Regions from separate parts of the Homo sapiens genome. Here region 2 is linked to region 1. Evidence: chromatin contacts called from ENCODE Hi-C or POLR2A ChIA-PET data. All regions are on one chromosome and are shown on one strand. The core of a region is the stretch at or near the end of the contact, and the rest is flanking DNA. Distances in the headings are between cores, read along the strand shown. Region 1 has its middle 43 kb from the start of LBH. Region 2 holds the start of LINC01936 (long intergenic non-protein coding RNA 1936).

Region 1 (3,213 bases), core at 701-3,200:
GTGCTCACCAGATATTGCCTTCTCTCCCTTTCTTGATGACCATCTTTCTGATGCCAAACAAATCACTTCTCTGCCCTAACCTTCATCCTAGGTAACAAAGGACTGTTGGGTAAGGCAAAGGGTCAAGCCAGAGCTCACAGGTTTCCAGTTCTCCCTATGGCCACCCTTCCCAGACAGCCCCCTCTGACCTTTTGCATCCTGCACCTTTGCTAGAATTCCTGGGATCAAGAAACCTCCAACCTCAGGCTTGGAGCAGTTAACCCAGGTGTTGGGGGTGAGGGAGAGAAAAATGTTGAAATGTGAACTGGTTCACGATGACCCCAGCTCACAAGCTGCATGGATAATCACTGTTTATCAACTCACTGGAAAAAATGACTACAATTACATTTCACACATCAACAAAAGGAAAAAATAAAGCCCCATTGGAATGTCTGAGTCATTCTTCAGAGCCTTTAAATTACCCATTCATTATGACCCTTCTCCTCATCACGTACCCTCCCTTGCAGGGACCGGCGAGCTGCCATCTGCCTGTTGCTTGCCAGCCTGGCCAAAAGACTCTGCAGATCAACCAAGACTCTGTTTGGGGGCTTACAGTAGACCACAAGGAGCTATTAAAGGGATCAGCAAGGCCTGGAGGGTCTCTTCTAGGAGCAATTGTTTCAGACTCTTTTCTGAATTGTTGACTTGGGTGTGTCATTTACACACACATACCAAAATCTGGCTGAGTGAGGAGGAGTCATGGTCAACAAGGAGATTTTGCTGTCACTTGGGGCCAGCATTTTTGCACAGATGTGAAACAACAGCTTCATGGTCATAGTTTGTTCAAAAATGAATCACTTCATTTAGGAGAAGAGGTAGGAGGGTTCAGCGGTAACCCCCGACCCCTGCCCCACGGAAACACTGCACCTTGTCTGCCACCAGATGTGTGTGGTTCATTATCTGGTTTGGCCAATCTATATGTCCCCTGAAAACTAGGAATGATCACATCTTAAATTCACAGGAACAGTGGTTTTAAAGCAGTTTGGGGGTCTCAAAGATTCCCTTTGAGAATCTGATGGAAACTATGGATTTTCTCTCTGCAAATACCAACATAGGCTTACAAATTCCAGGGAGTCCATAGGCTCCCATGAGAGGCAGGGCATCCCCAAAACTCAGCTAGCACTAGACAGACTTTTTTTTTTTTTTTTTTTTTGAGACGGAGTCTCGCTCTCTTGCCCAGGCTGGAGGGCAATGGCGCGATCTCTGCTCACTGCAAGCTCTGCCTCCCTGGTTCACGCCATTCTCCTGCATCAGCCTCCCGAGTAGCTGGGACTACAGGCGTGCGCCACCTCACCCGGCTAATTTTTTGTATTTTTAGTAGAGGCGGGGTTTCACCATGTTAGCCAGGATGGTCTCGATCTCCTGACCTTGTGATCCGCCTGCCTTGGCCTCCCAAAGTGCTGGGATTACAGGCGTCAGCCACCGCACCCGGCCTGACAGACTTGTTACTGAAGAAACCCTGGAGTGAATTTGTTTATAAAGGGCCCTTTGGTCCCGGGGGTCCCCCCACCCCATCACCTCTTCTGTGGTTTTTTAAGACTTCATCTTTGAAAGTAGGATTTGCTCAGTGGAAAAAGAAGTAGCTCAGACACTGAGACCTACAGGTCCCTGTCCCAGGTCAAAATGAAGCTCCCCTTTCAGTTTATTCAGAGATCAGAACATTCTTTCCAAACCAGGAAATTGGATCAGGCCAACGTCAGTACAAAGTGCACTGTCAGGGCCTGGTGGGTAACTTGGCCTCTCGTGGGTCACTCCTTATGCTACCAATACCAGGACTATCTTAGATGTCTCGGCCAAAACCATAATCTCTGGCCCCCAAAGAGAATGCTGTCAGACAGCAAGGAATGACAGGTTTCCAGGAAGTGTACGCCCTGTGCCACCCAGAGCTTCAAGAATCTTGGCTATCGTCCATTCATCAACTTGGTCATCAAATCTGCAGGCCATAGTGGGTGGTGAGCAACAAGTCTGGGCTGGAGAAGGCTGTGTTTACATAGCAGTTTTATGCCTGCCAATCTGTCTGTGAACTTTGGAAGACTTATTCACCACAGCAATATGGTAATTGTCAATGGGGACAATAAAGATTTCTTACGTCTGTGTGCCTTTTTACCCTATATAAAGCGCTTATGCCGATAAGGCATTCTCTTTTTTTATTGTGGAAAATATACATACAATTTACCATTTTAACTATTTTTAAGTGTAAAATTTGGTGACATTAAGTACATTCACAACTTGTGCAACTGTCACCCCTATCCATTTTCAGAACTTTTGCATCATTCCAAACAGAAGCTCAATTACTTTCTGTTTCTCTGAATTTGCCTAACATAGGTAACTCACATATGTGAAATCATACAATATTTGGACTTTCGAGTACGGTTCATTTCATTTAGTGTAATGTGTTTGGGCTTATTCATGTTGTGGCATGTATCAGAATTTCATTCTTCCCTATGGCTGAATAATATTCCATTGTATGTAGAGATTACATTGTGTTTGTCTATTCGTCTGTCAATGGACATTTGGGTCATTTCCACCTTTTGGCTGTGGTGAATAGTGCTGCTGTGCACATTGGTGTCTGGTATCTGTCTGAGTTTCTACTTTTTATTCTTTTCAGTAGATATCTATGAGTGGAATTGCTGGATCTTGTGGTAATTTTATTATATTTTCTTTTTTTTTGTTTTTTGAGACAGAGTCTCGCTCTGTTGCCCAGGCTGGAGTGCAGTGGTGCGATCTTGGCTCACTGCAAGCTCTGCCTCCCGGGTTCACACCATTCTCCAGCCTCAGCCTCCCAAGTAGCTAGGACTACAGGTGCCCGCCACCATGCCCGGCTAATTTTTTGTATTTTTAGTAGAGATGGGGTTTCACCGTGTTAGCCAGGATGGTCTCAATCTCCTGACCTCATGATCCACCCGCCTCGGCCTCCCAAAGTGCTGGGATTATAGGCATGAGCCACCGTGCCTGGCCCAATTTTATTATATTTTCTTATTTATATGGTGATAAACAACTCCTACTTTATTATAACCATTTTAAACATAAAGAATTTGAAGCTCAGAAAAGTGCAGGAAATGAATTCCCTCAATGAAGTTTGCTAACTTAGAGATTCCTGTGCCCAGGGTTGGGACTAGGGTGAGGCAAGTGAAACACCTAGTGTGGAAACAACAGGAGGACTCCCTCTCAGGT
Region 2 (3,766 bases), core at 403-2,902, 72 kb after region 1:
GGTGGTGGGCGCCTGTGGTCCCAGCTACTCGGGAGGCTGAGGCAGGAGAATGGCGTGAACCCAGGAGGCAGAGGTTGCAGTGAGCCGAGATCGTGCCACTGCACTCCAGCCTGGGCGACACAACAAGACTCCATCTCAAAATAAATAAATAAATAAATAAAATAACAATTTTCATTTAATGACTTTGTTCTTCATTCCCCCTGCTCTTGGGGGAGAATCCTACAAGAGCAAAAAAAAAAAGTATAAAATACGAAAAACGGCTTTTTCCATGTATGTAAATGTGATCAATAAAATACTCTGAAGCATAAGAAAATAATATGTCAGGATAAAAATCTGTGAAGGAAGTAGGAATAGTAATAAGAGTTCCAGGAGATAAAAAGAAAGATGTAAAATTCCTGAATGCCAATCAGCTTTTTCATAAATTTTAAAATGGATGATAGGGGCTACCAAATTGTCGATGTTACATTCCACTGGATCCATTTTAAAGTGTGAAGTCACAGTAGGTTTTAAATATCAATATTTACAATAAGCCAGAAACCACAGTTTTTGCAGCTACTTAACTTTTGAACTTCATTTTTTAAATGTGCTGGGGGTAGACAGTGGATAGCTTTACAAAATTCTGTTAGGGGTACATACATAAACAAGTAAGGCATGGGCCCTACCTGTCTGACGACACTCTCTCTGCTTTTTCCACTTCTCTAAGTTGGCCTCTAAACAGCACCTTCTCAGCACTTGGGTAATAATGACATCAAAAAGCAATGAAGGCCAGGTGCGGTGGCTCCTGTCTGTAATCCCAGCACTTTGGGAAGCTGAGGCAGGTGGATCATTTGAGGTCAGGAGTTCGAGACCAGCCTGGCCAACATGGTGAAACCATGTCTCTACTAAAATTACAAAAAAAATGAGCTGGGAGTGACGCTGCATGCCTGTAATCCCAGCTACTCAGGAAGCTGAGGCATGAGAATCACTTGAACCCCCGGGGAGGCGGAGGTTGCAGTGAGCCAAGATCGCACCACTGCACTCCAGCCTGGGTGACAGAGCAAGACTCTGTCTTAAAAAAAAAAAAAAAAAAAAAAAAGCAAAGAAGAAGTAAGCAACTCCCCCTCCTCCCATATCCTAGGAAGTACAGAGAAAACTATTCTATATGGGTTGAGCCCCTATTATGGGGCAGGTCCTATTTGGGGCATTGAATTCATCTGTCTTTATTGCTCTAATAGGGACACTATCACTCCCATTTTACTGATGAGGAAATGGAGGCTCAGAGGAACACATAAGCTGTTTATGGACTTACAGCTGCTACAGCTTACAGCTGGTAAGCACCAGAGCCAGGATTCAGCCCAGCTCTGGCTTAATCCAAAGCCAGTGCTTCTCCATGATATCATCCATGCTGCCTCCAGAAATCAGAGCAGAATTAGGGGCCACCTTGGTTTTATTTTCTTTCTCTGATAAAAGTGAAGTAGGGCACAAGACCCTGCCCAGTTCTTTTCCTACAGGCCTTTGAACATTCCCCAGCAAAGTGAGAAGGGAAAGCTCAGGGCTACCTCCAGTGCTAGCGCAGAGGGCGGGAGTATCAGCTGGCTGGCTGGAGCTGGCCAAGCCCCTCCTCTCCTCCTCCTGCTTCCCCCTCCATCCAGGCTCCACCGGGAACCTGTCCCAGACGCCTACCCCGCCTGAGCCAGAGGAAGGGAGGAAAACAATAGCAAAAACCAGGACCCTTCGGACTTGCCGCTGAATGGGGATTTTCGTCGGATGTTGAGTTTACCTGGAATGCCCCGGTGTTATTTTGGGAAGGCAGACATCCCACGGAAACAATGAAGTGGAAAAGAAAACAGCTAAAGCAAAATCTAGAGCCCAGTTTTTGCCAAACCAGCCCCACGTGGGCTGGGCAGGCTCTGGAAGCCCAAGTCAGGCCGATGAAGAGCGGCTGAGGCCGTGGGGATCTGGTTTACCAGGAGGGCACATGGAGGATGCAAGAAAAGGAAGAGCCGTATTCAAGTCCCCACTTCAGTGATGAGGCAGAAAGACCCTGCGCCTGACCACGTGGGAACAGCCTGCAGTGAGCGGTGACGCCGCCTGGCTTGAGCTAAGTGCTGGGCTCCACCATTCATTGGCTGAGTGACCTTAGGCAAGTCACTTAACCTCTCAGAGCTTCCTTATCCTCATGTAGAAGATGGAGGTGGGGCGCGGTGGCTCACGCCTGTAATCCCAACACTTTGGGAGGCCGAGGCGGGTGGATCACCTGAGGTCAGGGGTTCAAGACCAGCCTGGGCAACATGGCAAAACCCCATCTCTACAAAAAATACAAAAATTAGCCCGACGTGATGGTGCGTGCCTGCAGTCCCAGCTACTTGGCAGGGCGAGGTGGGAGGATCACTTCAGCCGGGGAGGCAGAGGCTGCAGTGAGGCATGATTGCACCACTGCATTCCAGCCTGGTCAATAGAGCGGGACCCTGTCTCAAAAAAAAAAAAAAAAAAAAAAAAAGGCAGTGGGAGTGGGAGTGATTTGCTTTAAAGGAACAGAGGAAAGATAAAATATATCTCTATATAATTATATACATTATATATAATATATTTACATATTTTATATATATAAATATATATATATATGTCCTTAGATATAGGTGTATATTTTCATATATAATTGATGAGAATTATAGATTATAGAGAGCAGTCATCTGGGAAAAAGTTTACAAACTGCTATCAGGCACTGGAGAGAATTTACTCAGGAGAAAAGGCCTAGGGAAGAAGGAAAGAGATAAAGTCCACTGAGCTAGCAGGGGCTGAAAAGGGAGAAGATCCTTCGAAGCTCCCTGTGCATGGTTTGACTTTGGTTTGCAGCACCAGCTCCTCCCATGCATAATATTACATAGTATTCTGGCTCTCTATGGCCCCTGCAAGACATAATTTATTTTTAGGGATTTATTGAGAATCTGTTGAATGCATTGCACCACGCCAGCATGGCAGGGAATCAGGAGCTAAGTCAAAAGGGTCCCCAAGAGCTGCTTCCTGGCTGTCACCAAGTCCTCAAGCCGCTGAGCTCACCTTTTCCTTTAGCGTCCGGGTCAACTGCCTGGTGCTCTCTTCCCACTTGCAGTCAGAATTTCAAGCCTTTTTTCATCCTCCTGTTCCAACCCCTGGGAATTCTGCAGAGCAACATGTCTCCCAATCTCATTTCTTGTTTAGACTGGGAGAATTGTGATAGACACCCTCATAGATGTGTCCCCTGCAGATGTCGTCTGCTTTCCATGCGGCCTCATCCCACACATGATGTGTCCCTCTCCCCATACTCCCTAAAGAAGCACTGACCCGAGACAGCTGACGGAACCAACATTTACCCTTTGGTAGGAGCAGGGGATGACCGATGACTGTGAAGTACAGGAGAGGGAACAGTTCACACCACTGCCCTGTGCTTCCTTGGCCAATCCTCCTCAGGGACCTCCTCTGCCAGCCATTCTAGTGCTCCCGGTTCCACCCACTGCCATGTTGTCCACAGACACTGTCTCCTCTTCTCCCCTCTTCCAGACTCTACCATCCCTCAAGAGGCAACATCATCATACCTCTTTCCTTTTGACCTTCCAAGGACCCTTGGAAGTTTCTGTTAGTCTTTTATATGGAGCAATTCAACCCGCCTTTGCTCCAACCCTCTCCCATCAAGGACTCTTCGGTGTAATTCTTTGAATCCTCACAGATACAGAGTGAATGGAAATCATTCCATTAAGCCACCACGCTGAAAGAAGCTCCTTTAGAGGACATAGGAAAGGCAGTGGAG

Evidence for each region. Hi-C counts contacts between places; a loop is a spot of excess contacts on that map. ChIA-PET counts read pairs that join two places held with the same protein, here RNA polymerase II (POLR2A). Pooled maps may share reads with other maps.
Region 2: a map of ascending aorta shows a loop between it and region 1 (2.1-fold over the local background). The contact joins the promoter of LINC01936 here to the enhancer-like site in region 1. A Hi-C loop is called at or near these places in 13 of 168 maps with a recorded cell type or tissue (B cell, CD4-positive, alpha-beta T cell, CD4-positive, alpha-beta memory T cell and 7 more), 35 of 37 single-sample maps with no recorded cell type and 19 of 50 pooled maps. POLR2A ChIA-PET finds 5 or more read pairs at or near these places in 20 of 52 experiments (B cell, CD4-positive, alpha-beta T cell, CD4-positive, alpha-beta memory T cell and 14 more).

What each region holds. Positions count from the first base shown.
Region 1 is chr2:30,272,946-30,276,158 of GRCh38, forward strand. No RefSeq gene overlaps it. Among named protein-coding and RNA genes, the nearest start is that of LBH, 43 kb to the left of the region's middle. Within about 2 kb of position 1,951, at least 10 of the 41 ENCODE cell types and tissues checked have a DNase peak (open chromatin) inside an H3K27ac peak, as active enhancers do; they include ascending aorta, where a contact is called at or near this core.
Region 2 is chr2:30,344,994-30,348,759 of GRCh38, forward strand. LINC01936 (long intergenic non-protein coding RNA 1936) reads left to right here and starts at 1,653. Exons shown (of 2, transcript NR_122048.1): 1 at 1,653-2,122.